Linked DNA regions of Mus musculus: region 1 is linked to region 2. Evidence: chromatin contacts called from ENCODE Hi-C or POLR2A ChIA-PET data. All regions are on one chromosome and are shown on one strand. Each heading gives the region's core, a stretch centred on a gene start or an enhancer-like site at or near the end of the contact. The rest is flanking DNA. Distances are from core to core; before and after follow the strand shown. Region 1 holds the start of Arf3 (ADP-ribosylation factor 3). Region 2 holds the start of Ccdc65 (coiled-coil domain containing 65).

What was found. A loop is a pair of places that touch in the nucleus more often than their neighbours do. ChIA-PET counts read pairs that join two places held with the same protein, here RNA polymerase II (POLR2A).
Region 1: POLR2A ChIA-PET joins it to region 2 with 19 read pairs in Patski. The contact joins the promoter of Arf3 here to the promoter of Ccdc65 in region 2. A Hi-C loop is called at or near these places in 1 of 37 maps with a recorded cell type or tissue (T-helper 17 cell). POLR2A ChIA-PET finds 5 or more read pairs at or near these places in 2 of 5 experiments (Patski and embryonic stem cell).

What each region holds. Positions count from the first base shown.
Region 1 is chr15:98,758,419-98,765,547 of GRCm38, forward strand. It overlaps Arf3 (ADP-ribosylation factor 3), which reads right to left and starts at 4,700. Exons shown (of 5, transcript NM_007478.3): 1 at 4,562-4,700. LOC115488470 reads right to left here and starts at 3,628. Exons shown (of 1, transcript XM_030248862.1): 1 at 1-3,628. The coding sequence starts at 3,494. The coding sequence ends at 3,030.
Region 2 is chr15:98,706,595-98,713,839 of GRCm38, forward strand. It overlaps Ccdc65 (coiled-coil domain containing 65), which reads left to right and starts at 1,600. Exons shown (of 8, transcript NM_153518.2): 1 at 1,600-1,942; 2 at 2,461-2,628. The coding sequence starts at 1,802.

The sequences.
Region 1 (7,129 bases), core at 3,450-5,949, 55 kb after region 2:
GGTTCCAGGACTCAAACTCAGGTCTTCAGGCTAGGCTTCAAGTGCCCTTACCTAAGCCAAGCCAGTGGTTCGCAACCCTCCTAACACTGTGACCCTTTAACACAGTTCTGCATGTTGTGCTGACCCCCAGCCATAAAATTATCTCGTTGCTACTGCGTAACTGAAATTTTGCAACTGTTAGAAGTTGTAAATATCTGATATTTCCTGATTTAGGTGGCCCACAGGTTGAGAACCACTGTGTTAAGCCCAAAGCTTCACTGCCCCTGAAGGCTTCATTTTGTTTGTTTGTTTGGTTGGTTTTTAAGGATAGGGTCTCAGTGCCAAGAAACTGCTCAGCTGTTCAGAGCACTGGCTGCTCTTTCAGAGGACCTCAATTCAATTCCCAGCACCCACATGGCAGCTCACCACTGTCTGTAACTCCAGTTCCAGGGGATCTGGCGCCTTCACTCACATACATGCAGGCAAAACACCAATGCACGTAGAATAAAACTGATTTAAAAGCACATAAGTAAAATAAAGCTAGGAACTCGCTGTGCAAGTCAGCCTGGTCTTAAGCTCAGAGCGCTGCCGCAGATCGGCCTCTACCTCCTGAGTGCTGGGACTAACGGGGTCACCATGTCCACGAAGCCCTCACTTTTCTGGGAACTCTTTCCTAACGTTCTCAGATTCCTTTTATTATAGAAGAGTTTCGTTAGCTCTCCACCTAATCACCACAGATCTCACCATGGAGAAGGCTTGACAGGAAATTAAGGATAGCACAATCTCTGGACCTTGACACGTATGTGTGAGACAGACAGAGCTTAACATTTTCAAAGGACAGAACTGAAAAGTTAGTCAACGGTGACCCTGAGTTCCCAGCAAACAGAACCTCTAAATTCTATCAGGATGTCCAGTCACCACCTCCAAGTCACCTTCACTCTTGAGATTTCTGTTTTGTTACATGGGGTCTCATTTATCCCAGGCTGGCCTCAAACTCAGTGTGTAGCTGAAAATGACTTCTTTTTTTTTTTTAAGAATTATGCATTTATGGCTTCTGGTGCTTTGCTTACAGAGATGCCCGTGCTCCCGCTTTGTGCCGGGTGAGTGCAGAGGCCATGTGAATGTTGGGCATCAAGTCCAGGTCCTCTAGAAGAACAGTCTATACTGTTAACTACTGAACCATCTCTCCAGCCCCAATCTTTAACTTTTTGTTTGCTTGTTTGTTTGTTTTTTTGAGACAGGGTTTCTCTGTGTAGCCCTGGCTGTCCTGGAACTCACTCTGTAGACCAGGCTGGCCTCGAACTCAGAAATCCACCTGCCTCTGCCTCCCGAGTGCTGGGATTAAAGGTGTGCGCCACCACGCCTGGCTCAAATCTTTAACTTCTGATCCCCCCACCTCTGATCTCCCATGAGTAGCGGCACCATACCTACTAGATATGGAACACCAGGGTTGTACTTATCAAGGAAGCACTCTGCCAACTAAGCCCCAGCCCACCATCTTCTTATAAGATTTATTTATTTATTTCAGCACATCCATGCTTTGTCTTCATGTCAGTGTACCCTGCACCTGCCTGGTGCCCAGTAAGCCAGGAGACACCGGGTCCCTGGAACTAAAGATGGTTTGGAGCCCACAGGTGGATGCTGACAAAGCAAACTTGGAGCCTTCTGTAAGAACAAATGCTCTTAACTGATGAGCCATCTCTTCAGCTTCATCCTTTTTCTTTTCTTTTTTTTTTTTTAATTAAACTATACGTGTGTGCATGCAGGTTTGGTTGGGTCTCCTGGAGCTGAGCTGCAGGTGTTGTGGCTCGGGAAGCAGGAGCTGGGAACTCAACTCCAGTCCTCTGAACAAGAGCCAACCGAGTCTAGCACTGTGCCAATTGGGAGGGGAGACGGTTCGTTATTCAAACAAGGTCTCTCCTGGCATCTGCTGGCCTCCACCTTTCAAGTACTAGGATCACATGCTGTCTTACTTGTCACACGCGGTTATGGAATGACTTTTCTTAAAAGAATCTCTTTTTCTTCTCTTTTCACATCGTTTTTGTTTGGAAGCCAGAGACTGACGATGAAAGAATCTGTCCTCTCCTTCTACCTTGTGGACCTGGGGCAGGAGTACGGAATCAGACTCAGGTCTTCAAGCTTGCTGGCAGGAGCTTTCCTCCACTGAACCAGCCAGCCAGCCCTCCAGTGGCCTTTCTAACCAACACTACTCTGGATCACCACACGCCCTTGCATCCAAGATGTTCTCGGCCCCTGCCCTGCTCCAGCTTCACCTCTCCCTGAAGCATTACGTGCTACGGCTATGAGCTGATACAGACAAGAATAAAACGTTACCACTCACGAGGCACTGAGTAAAGTCACTGTAACAACTGTCCCTTCACATAGGCCCACCCTGCTCTTCTACTAACTAGCTCTCTTTTACAGCAGCCCTGCCTGAGTGTTGGTGCCACACTACATGACGGTGGGCAGTCAGCATGTGCTGTGTGCCCTATGCAGTTCTCAGGACTTTTCACTTATCTCATTTAACTCTCACGACAGCCTACTAGGTAGCTGCTACCATGACTCTCCTTATGCAAAAGGAAAAATGAAACCTAAGTGCGAACAAGTAAGTTATCAAATGTATACAACAGGACAGCATGGGACAGCTCGGGACAGCACAGGCAGGAGGTGAGCCTGGCCCCATCTTGTCTGTCTCTACAACCCAGCTTCAATCACTGCGGCATCCCGCCTCTAAGCACACCGTTAGCCAAAGCACTGGTGTGCTCTGACTCACAGGCCTCTTGGTATCTACTTCCAAAGCTATGTGAGGAAGCAGATCCCAGTTTCTGTCAGCCACAGCCTCAACTTTAACAACCCTGGCTTTAAAGAAGTTTCTCCTTCTCATCAGTAGAGAACTCCTTCCCCTCGCTGCACTACCTCTTCCTTAAGCAGTAGCTAGAAACCTTGCGCAGTTCTATGCATTGCTATCCCGTGTTCTTACAAAAGCAAGATTCAAATCCAGCCTGTCTCAAAAAAGGAAGTAAGGGTCTGCCTCGGTTCCCAGGTCAACCTCAGCACTCCAGAGACAGCGGCAGGCAGCTGGTAGGTTGAGGCGAGCAAGGGCACTGCATCTCAAACAAACAAAGGAGTAAGGGAGGGGGAAAGGAAGGAGAGAAAGAAGGAAAACTGTGCAGGAGTGACTGTGTGACACCTGGGAGCCCTTTCCAGCTGCCTCCAAGGTCAGTGACTCCTTGTGTGAAAAGCTGAATGTAAGTGGATGGGCCTTTCTTAAAACGGCCTTTAACAATGTACTCAAGCGCAGGTCCAACATGCCAAAGGCCAACCCAATGGCCACTGCAGCACACAGTGGGGATACTATCCCCAAACAGGTCTAAGACAAAATGGCAGCAAAGACAGTTCCCTATCCCCCTGCCTGGGGTCACAGATGGAGGTATGCAGAGACTAGATTCTATCCTGTTGCAATGACTCAAGCAATCAGACTCCTGCAGCAGATCTCCTCCCAATAAAACTTTCATGCCATGGACCCAAGGGTGACCCAATGCAACAGTGGCAGAGACGGGTTTTACATTACCCGTCTCCCTAATGACCTCACTATTTTCTTCTTAGTCCTGACCACATACATAACCCTCCACTACATTCTTCCTGGCCCAGAGACCCTCTCCCCCCCCCCCAAAAAAAAAAACAAGTCTCTCCAAAGAGTTACGACTTAACTAAAGGACCCTGAGGTTTTAACAGGGAACTTCACCTCCCCACCTCCCCCTCCTTCCTTCAAAAAGGACTGGCATGCTAAGCAAAGGCTTCATTTTCTGTTCCGGGAATCCTGGTACTTCCTAGAGAAAGAAAGCGGATTGGAAGACACAAACTCAGGGCCAGTGACAAGCTGCTCCCTCCTTCGGTGACACCGCCCCCGCTCCGCCTGGGGGAGGAAGGCCCCACCTCTCTCCTCCGAGCTAGCTCAGGTCCCCCTCCCCCGTCTCCAGCCTCCTCTCCACCCTCTCCCCACCTGCTGCCCTCTTCCCAACACCCCAGAGCAGAGCGCCACCTCCGTGAGGACCGTGCGCAGCCAGCCGAGCCCCACCAGTAGGCCCTGATACTAAGCCCCGGCCCCCCACGCCTCGCGCTGGGTGAGGGAGGAGAATAACCACGGCACGGCACGGCTTTTCTTTGGTTCCCCCACAGCTCGGGCGGGGGAGGGAGAGAGAAAAGGCAGCGTTCCTCGCAGCCCTTTAAACCCAAGGAAAAGAGAGCCAAACAGCCACACCGCCCCCGCGTCCCCCTCCCACAGGTCAGCCTGCCTCCCCCTCGTCCCCAACCCTCCCAAGCTCACCTCTGCAGCCCAGGTCGCACCCTCGGGGGAGGCGGAGGACAAATCCGTGTGCGCCCCCCGCCCCCACCCCAGCTCGGCGTCCTTCGGCTGCGGGGACAGGAGTGGGGCTGGGGTCCCCAAGCTCAGCGAGGATCACCCCCCACACCAGCACCTCGCCCAGACGGTGCGAGCCGGACCGCGGCCGGGGGCCTCGGGCTCCCACCCGGACCCAGCCTCTTCCCTGCCCGGACCCGCCTTCCCTCCCCAGCTCCGAACCTGTTCCTGCTCCCTGCGCCGCGGCTGCCACCGCCGCCTCCGCCCCCGCAGGTTCCGCCCGGCTCTCCGGCCGCTGCCTCCCGCTCCGCAAGCCGACCCGACCGCGGTGAAGATGGTCCGCTGGCCCGCTCCCCGGCTCCCTCCTGCCCGCCCTCCACCTAGCACCGGAAGCCGCGACGGCGACAGGAGCTGTGCGGCGAACACCCACCCCCAGCCCGGGCTACTTCCCACCTCCACGATCGCGCGAGAAGTGCGCGGTAGCGAGCGGCAGTTCTCGCGAGACCCATCACCATGGCAGCGGCTGCAGCAAAAGCAGCCGGTGCTGAAGCTGAGCCTAGGCGGGGGCCTGTGTGGGGGCTGGAGGATCGGAAGGCACGGCGTGTAGAGGGGGCTGTGGGCACTGAGGTGAGGCTCCCGAGCAGAGCGAGCTCCGGGACCTTGCCACATCCTGGCTGCGCTGGCCACAGGGCTCGGACCAGGGAGTCTCCGGGGTTTCTTAAGCAGAGCCCATGTGGAGCATGGAGGATGAAAACGGTTGCTGTATCCTGCTCTAGTCCAGTCTTATTCCAAATAAACAGCGCATCACTCGCACCCCACCTGCTAATCCGCTCTGCTCCCTAGTTCCTAAGGATGCTTTCTCTGAGATCCTTTCCCATAAAGGAAGAGGAGAAAGAACGATGCATTCCAGATACTAGAGGAAACATCTGGATGGGGTCGTCTAGGAGGTTGAGGCTGAAAGGCAGAGGGCAGAAACTCAGAGGCGGCTCTCATGAAGTCTCTCTAGATGAGTCTGGATTTTAGTATCCCCAGGAAAGCGCACCCAGGACCCCGCCTTCCTTCCCTGACACTCATCTTTTGACATGATGGAGACACTGCCTGAGACTCTAGCCACAAGCTATGTTAGAATCTGAGCTAGAAGGGTCCTCGCCAGAAACGGGTGCTCTTACCCACTGAGCCATCTCACCAGCCCCCACTGCGTTCTTTAAATGCATCAAGTATAAGAGCTTGGTGCAGCGTTATAACTCTTCTCTCCCTCCAAAACATAGGCTGGGAACAGAATCTATCTCTTGTCACATCTGTCTCTGGTTTATACCTTTATACCAGTTTGTCTTCTCTTGTTTACCTCAAAAATTACAGGACTGGCTGGGGGCGGTGGTGGCACAAGCTTTTAATCCCAGCACTGGAGACTAGGGTGCAGAGGCAGGTGGATGTCTGTGAGTTAAAGGTCAGTCTGATTTACAGAGCAGGCTCCAGAACAGCCAGAGATGGTTAACGAAGAGATGGACAGCAAGGAACTTGCTTATAACGAAGAGAATTATATTTGTCCCCACTCAGGACTCAATGCTGTTGAGAGCCTTTGTTAAGCTCTGGTTTTTGCTCGTTTTTCCCTCCATTTATTAACTCTGTGTGTGTGTGCTTGTATGAGAGATTGCGGGTGCACTTGTGCTCTAGCAAGATGTGGAGGTTAGAGAGGACACCTTTTGGGAGTCGCTGTTCTTGACTTTTTTCCCTCGTTGGGCCAGGATCTCTGGTTTCTGCTGCTGCAGTGCACACTCTAGGCTAGCTCTGTGTGATTCTCCTGGCATCATCCCCCATCTTACTTTAGGAATGCTTTCATTACACCACAGGCATTCAGCTTTAAAATATATATATTTGTTATTGTTGTGTTTGAGACAGGGGCTCACTATGTAGCCCCACCTGGCCTGGAATTCACTTTATAGACCAAGTTGGCATTGAACTCAAATACGATCTGCCTGCCTCTGCCTCCTGAGTGCTTAGATTAAAGGTATTTGTCACACATCCAGCCAAATGGATTTATTTTTAACTGTACCTACGCACATACGTCTCTGTGTGTGAGTAGGTGCCTGTAAGTGTGGATATCTACTACAGGGAGAAAAAAATGTAACATTCTCTGGAGACAAAGTTACAAGCAGTTGTTCCACGTGGTGCTGGGAGCCAGGTCCTCTAGGCAAGAGAGGTCAGTAAGAGCCTGATCGCCCTCCACCTATTACAACAGGCTCTGGGGAACAAGCTCGGGCCAAGCTTGTCTTGCTAGTACTTTTAATGGCTGAACTATCTCCCTAGCCCATATCCTGGGTTCTTAAAGGCAAGAGACTCCCCAAAATATAGTTACTGTGCTAGGTAGTTTTATGTCAGCTGGACTCCGGTTACAGAGTCCTGCAGGAAGAGAGAACCTCAATTAAGAAAATGTCTTGCTCTATCAGCTCGGGCTGGAAGCAGGCCTGGGGGACATTTTCTTTGAGTGATAGTTTGAGAAAGCCAAGCTCACTGTAGGAGGTGTCACCCCTGGGTTGTATGTTGTATAAGAAATCAGGCTGAGCAAGCCTATGTATAAGCAGCAATCTTCCGTGGCCTCTGCTTCTGTTTCTGCCTCCAGGTTCCTACCCTGAGTTCCAACTCAGTGATGAACTATAATAAACCCTTTCTTCCTCAGGTTGCATTTGGACAGTAGGCGTGAGATGTTGCTGTCACAGACCTGACCTTGTGTTTTGGGGAGGATTGTGGTGGCATCTGAACTCTGGGCTGGGAAAGCCGTTGTGTGCTCAG
Region 2 (7,245 bases), core at 350-2,849:
GGGGAAGCTATGGGGACTTCTTCTAACTCAGGTCCTCTTGGCTATGTCTACCACAGAAAAGAATTCCAGGATGAGTCAGAGTGAGGAAAAGCTGGCTTACTGATGAGACAGAAAAACAGACAGACAGACAGACAGACAGAGACACAAGAGAGAGACAGAAGACTGAAGAGCAGGCATGAGAAGGGCACAGCTGGCTGCCTGGAGGTCACAGTGTGTGATTGGGGGCTTCGATGCTGCTTCAGGTGCAGATATTCCTAGGAGGGAGTGTGCACTGGTGTACATCTTTTTGTTAGCCACAGATTTTGCCCTTGAAAAGTAGGGTTAAAAAAAAATTTTTTTTAAGGAGCTGAAGAGGGCTGGTGAGATGGCTCAGTGGGTAAGAGCACCTGACTGCTCTTCCGAAGGTCCGGAGTTCAAATCCCAGCAACCACATGGTGGCTCACAACCTCCCTCATCTGGAGTGTCTGAAGACAGCTACAGTGTACTTACATATAAATAAATAAATCTTTTTTAAAAAAGGAGCTGAAAAGATGGCTCAGCGGTTAAGAACACTGGCTGCTCTTCCATAGATCTTGAGTTCAATTCCCATCAACTCACAACCATCTGTCATGGGGTCTGATGCCTTCTTCAGGCAAGCAGGTATACATGCAAATGAAGCACTCACACATTTAGAGAGAGAGAGAGAGAGAGAGAGAGAGAGAGAGAGAGAGAAACAAATTTAAGCTGGAAGTGATGACTCCTACATTTGATCCAAGCACTGGGGGTGGGGGATGTGGGGCGAGGCAGAAGTAGATGGATTTCTATCTATACAGTGAGTTTCTGGCCATCCAGGGCTACACTGAAACACTGTCTTAATTTTTTAGTAAGATTTATTTATGTGTATTTGCGTTTCTCTTGCATGTATATGTGTGGACCATGTGTCTACCCCATGTCCACAGAGGTCAGATGAGGGAGTCAGATCCCCTGGGACTGGAGTTATGAACAGTCATGAGCTGCCCATGTGGGTGCTAGGAACCAAACCCAGGTCTTCTGCAAGAGTGGCAAGTGCTCTTTGCCTCTGAGCCATCTCTCTATCACTAAGGAGACAATTTACAAAATATTTTTAAATATTTTATGTGTATGTGTGTTTGTGCACGTTAATGCAGCGTCCACCGAGGCCAGAAAGGCGTGTTTTGATCTCCTGAAACTGGGGTTCCAGGTGCTTGTGATCTCAGACCATTGGGCTTGGCAGTACCTCCCTTACCCAGTGAACCATCTCATTATTTGTATGTATGTGTAAGTGGTTTTGACCTGTTCTACGAAATCCGATGCTGTCTTCTGACCTCTGCAGGCACCAGGCATGCGCACGGTGCTCAGACACACACGTGGACAAACCAGGCATACACCAAATTAAAAAGTAAAATGGAAAAACTATTTGAAGACATTTATTATTTTTTTAAGAGAGACTAGGGTTCTTGATTTAAAAAAAAAAAAAAAAAAAAAAAAAGCCTACTTAAAAGAACTGACTGCGGTCCTCCGGCATGCAGGGGGCGCTGAAGTAATGCTGCCTCCCTATTTCTCACCCCGCGGTCTTAGCGAAGGTCCTTGTTGCTAGGAGACAAGATGCGTCTTTCTGTTCTCCAGCTGGGAGTCGGGTGTCGCCTGAGCACTCTTGGCGTGGAGGACAGAGGTCTAAGGCCCCATTACCTTAGCTCCAGAAGGTCCCTCCCTGTCTATGGGAAGTTTTTCTTTCTAATTCCTCACAAGTGGCTCGTAGCAGCAGGCAGAGGCTCCTTGCCCGGACCCAGTCCGCAGCCCAGCCATGTCTAAAAAAGGAAAAAAGCCCAAGTTGCCCAAGGCACCCCTGTCCGAGGAAGATCAGCTGCTTATATTTCAGCAAAAGATGCTGGCTGACGAAGAGGCAGCCAAGAAGAAAGAGAGACTCCTCACCCAGTTCTTGAAGGTGATGCTCGTCTGCAGTGTGTCCTGCCCAAACCCCCAAACCCCCAAACCCACCGCCCATGCACTGGTACCGTTGCCTGGGGTCGCGTCCTTGTGGCAGGCTCATTTTCATCCTTTCCTATCCCTCTGAAGTCCTTGGTCCCAAAATACATGGGCTTCAGACAACATTGGTTTTTGCCTAGGGCATTCTCTGTGAAACATGGGGGAGGGGAGAATTGAGTTTGGCAGTATCAACCGAGCCCCCAGAATTAGGACAGTGGATGCTGTCAGGTGTCCAAATTCAGCTGTCTTGAATTCTGAGGTTGGGTCTGGAGTGGGGTCGTTAGAAACTCTTCTCTGATGCTTCACCCTGAAGGGAACCCATTCATTGGAAACCACAAACAGGAGCCCCCGAGTGTTGGCTGCCAAGGGCTTTGTTTGTGAGAATACACGGGGACTGGTATTTTTCAGCGTGGTATCGATAGCACCGAGGTGGACCTTTCGCCTTGGCTGAAACGCATGTGATTACTCCTCCCTCAGGACAAGTTGGCCAAAGAAGAACACAACAGCGCTCTAAACCTTAATAAGATTAACACGCAGTGGAGAACCATCCTCAGGGAGGTGAAGACCAGAGAGCTTCACCAAGACATCGAGATCCTCAGCCAGACCTTTGAACGCGTGGTGGACTGTAAGGACAGCGTCATCAAGGTATGCACCCTCTCGGGCGTGGTGGCGCACACCTTTAATCCCAGTACTCGAGAGGCAGAGGCAGGTGGATTTCTGAGTTCAAGGCCAGCCTGGTCTACAGAGTGAGTTCCAGGACAGCCAGGGCTACACAGAGAAACCCTGTCTCAAAAAGACCCCCCCCCAAAAAAAAAAAGAAAGAAAGAAAGAAAGAAAGAAAGAAAGAAAGAAAGAAAAAAGAAAAGGGAAAGGGAAAAGGGAAAAAAGAAGGAAAAGGAAAAGGAAAAAGGGAAAAAAAAAAAAGTATGCACTCTCTCCAGAGAGCAGGCGGGGATGGCTTCCAGACCTTCCTAGGTAGAATGGGCCTAGTGAATTATTTATTATTTATTGTTGTTATTGCTGCTGCTGTTACTATTATTATTAATTATTATTTTGAGACAAAGTCATGTATCCTATTATTGTTATTACTATTATTATTACTTTTGAGACAAAGCCATGCTTTCCTATAATGGCCTCAGACTCACACGTAACAGGATAGATAACCGTGAACTCCCCACCCTCCTACCCCAACTTCCCAACTGCTGGAGTGGCAGGTGTGAGCTACACAGCTGGATCTACCTAATCAGCCTTCAAGCCTTCACCAGGCACAGGCTGTGACAAACGTGGCCTATTGGTTCTAATCACTGTCACTGAGATGAGAAAGGAATTTCTGAGCTGTAACTCTTCTCCCCTACCTTAGAGGCTCTGAATCCTATGGGGCAGCCAGCATCACCAGCAACTTGAACTCAGGCCCACGCCTTTATTTCAGTATCCGAAGGCTCAGTTCCAGAGAAGGAAGCTGACCTATCCAGGGTTGTCCAGTTCCAGGCAGAAGCCGAGAGGACTCTCGTGTGGATATTTTGTTCTTTCTGAAGGGTCTCACTCTGTAACTCTGGCTGTCCTGAAACTTGCTATGTAGCCAAGGCTGGCCTCAAACTCACAGAGATCCACCTGCCTGTGTAGGTGCTTTGGCCTAGTCCACTGCCTCATTCAAACAGTTTGGCCTCCTTGATTTAACATCAGAGGCTCTGGACAAGGTCGGGAAGCCCTCCCTCACAGAGGTAAGAGCAACTCTGGATTTCCAAACCATTCAATCAGCCATCTTAACGCTCTTTTGGAGAGAGACAGGAGACTGAAACAGACTTGTGTAGCCCAGATGGCTGTAATTAGCAATCTTCCTATTTCTGCCTCCCAGAAACTGGGATTATTGGAGGTGCCATCAGCCCGGATCTGCATATGCTCTTAAGAAATTCCTGAATCACTCTCATCTTTTAAGGGATTTTGATGCATCCATTTCTTAAAACCTATGGGTATGGGGGCTGGAGGGATGGCTCAGAGGTTACCGGTAACCACACGGTGGCTCACAACCATCTAGAATGAGATCTGGCGCCCCCTTCTGGCCGGCAGACACATGCAGGCAGAATGCTGTATAAATGATAAATCTTTAAAATCCTGTGTGTATGGTATGTGTGGGGGCGGTACATGCCCGTGGAGGTCAGAGAGAACCTTGTGGCATCAGTTCTTTCCTTCTACCTCCCTAGGTTTAACTGCTTCCTTGGCTCGGCGTGTCTCCACCTCCCACTTTTAAAGTTCCTGTGGTTTAAGCAGAAATAAAGCCTGTGTATGGGCCTTCTATTCTCTGTATTCCCTGTACAGCCTGGCTTTGGGATTGGTGACCTTGATGGCCACCTTGCTGCCCTTCCCAGAGAAGCCTTGGGAATCTGGGGGGCTGTGGGGGGACATCGATGAGGTTTGTCAGGTGAGGGTGGCACGTCCAGCCCCTTGATGCTGGGGACCAGAGGTTTACAGAGTCCCTGGGCAGCACACGCTTGCTTTGCTTGTCGGTCTCATGACCAGTGCTGAGCCTCAGCATCTTCTCCGAAACCTACTGATGGCCCCGAATTTCTGTTTAGTCCTGACATATGGCCGGACTTATGCCGGAGGAAATTCTTGGCCCCCCTTTTCATTATCTCAGGCTTCACTAAAGATCTGAGTGGAGCCACAATCCATGCAGGCGGCCAACTTGAAGGTGGCACCAAGGAGTTTGGGGGCGGGGGGAGGCGGGGTTACAGCTGCTTTTATTTGTTTTTCTTTTTCTTTCTTTGGGTGTTTTGTTTTGTTTTGTTTTGTTTGTTTTTTGGTGTTTTGTTTTGTTTGAGATAGGACCCTTGCTGGCTTGGAACTGGCTGTGTAGATCAGGCTAGTCTCAAACTTAGAGAGATCTACTTGAGAGGTCTACTGTCTCCTGAGTGCCAGAATTAAAGACATGCGCCATCATCAGTCCCAGTTTGTCCCTGTTTCAACCCTACCTTTTACAGACTACCTGTTCACTGACTCCTCTTAATCTTTTCTTCTCTCTTTCTTTTTCTAAAGATATCTTTTACTTATTTTATGTATATGAGTACACTACAGCTCTACTGATGGATGTGAGCCATCATGTGTTTGCTGGGAATGAAGGTTGCTCACTCTGGTTCGCTCTGGCCTAAAGATTTATTTATTATTATACCTAAGTACACTGTAACTGTCTTCAGACATACCAGAAAAGAGCATCAGATCTCATTATGGATGGTTGTGAGCCACCATGTGATTGCTGGGATTCAAACTCAGGACCTTCAGAAGAGCAGTCAGTGCTCTTAACCACTGAGCCATCTCTCTAGCCCCCTAATATTTTCTTCTCGAACAAAACTTCACAGTGACAGCAGATATTCACTGTACATCTTTCCTTCTGCCTAAGCCTTGCAGGGGTGAGGAGTCAGTAGGCCCAGGGCTGCTTCACACTGCTGGTTTTTGTGTTTTCTTTTTAAAAAGTTATTTATTTTTATTTTATGTGCATTGGTGTTTTGCCTGCATGTGTGTCTGTGTGAGGGTGTCAGGTTCCCTGGAACTGGAGTTACAGACAATTGTGAGCTGCCATGCAGTTACTGGGAATCAAGCCCAGGTCCTCTGGAAGAGCAGTCAGTGTTCTCAACCTCTGAGCCATCTTTCCAGCTGTCTTAGTCAGGGTTTCTATTCCTGCACAAAAGCATGACCAAGAAGCAAGATGGGGAGGAAAGGATTTATTTGGCTTACACTTTCACACTGCTGTTCATCACCAAAGGAAGTCAGGACTGGAACTCAAGCAGGTCAGGAAGCAGGAGCTGATGCAGAGGCCATGGAGGGATGTTCTTTACTGGCTTGCCTCACCTGGCTTGCTCAACCTGCTCTCTTATAAAACCCAAGACTACCAGCCCAGAGATGGTCCCACCCACAAGGGGCCTTTCCCCCTTGATCACTAATTGAAAAAATGCCTTACAGTTGGATCTCATGGAGGCATTTCCTCAACTGAAGCTCCTTTCTCCGTGATAACTCCAGCTGTGTCAAGTTGACACAAAACTAGCCAGTACACCAGCCCCAGCCTCCCCGACCCTCCAGTGCTGGGGAGCAAACCCAGAGCCTTGGACAAGCTAGATGAGTCCTCTATCACTAAGTCACACACTCAGCCCTGGAGGCTTTAGACTTGGTGTGTGTGTGTGTGTGTGTGTGTGTGTGTGTGTGTGATGTGTGTGCATGTGCGTTGTACGGACACATGTGTCTATGTAGGCCAGGGATTGCTACCACATATTTTTCCATCTTTTTGTTTGTTTTTAGAACATGGTGCACTTGGGCCGTAGAGAAGCCTCAGCAGTTACGAACGACTGTCGTTCTTGTAGAGGAGTCAGGCTAGATTCCCATCATCCACCTGGGGTACAAGCACCTTAACTCCAGTACTGGGGGGCAGAGGCAGGTGGGTCTCTGAGTTTGAGGCCAGGCTGAGCTAGAATGAGTTCAGGGACAGCCAGGACTACCCAGAGAAACCCTGTCTCAAACAAACAAACAATGATTGTGCTGGGAAACCACCACACTCAGCTACCTTATAACAACAACAACAACAAAACCCACAAAAATTGAACTTTGTGTGTGCGCATGAGTGACGTGTGTGCATGTGTGTGTGCGCGCGCGCGTGTATGTGTGTGTGTACGCGCGCGCGCGCGCAGATGACGTCTGTGAGTGGGTGTGCATGTGCTACAGAACATGTACAGAGGCCAGAGAACAACCTGTGGAGTCTGTTCTCTCCTACCTGTAACGTGGGATTGAACCCGTCTCTGAAACCATACAGCAAGCTTTTCCACCCACTGAACCATCTTGCCTCACCCGGTGCTTCTCCAGACTTTCTGAAAGTCAGCAAATAAGAATCAGATCCTTTGGGCTGGAGAGATGGCTCAGTGGTCAAGAGCACTGACTGCTCTTCCAAAGGTCCTGAGTTCAAATCCCAGCAACCACATGGTAGCTCACAACCATCCTTAATGAGATCTGACGCTCTCTTCTGGTGCATCTGAAGACAGCTACAGTGTTGTACTTAGCATAATAATAAATAAATCTTTAAAAAAATTCAGATCCTTTAACTATAAGTAGGGTCTCTCTATGTAGCCCTGATAGCCCCGGAGCTCACTATGTGAACCAGGCTGAGCCAAACTCGCAGAGATCCGCCTGCCTCTGACCCCTGACTGCTGGGATTAAAGGCGTGCGCTGCTGTGCTTATTTTCCAATCTAGGCAGTGTTGATCCTTGCTGGTGCTCAAACTTT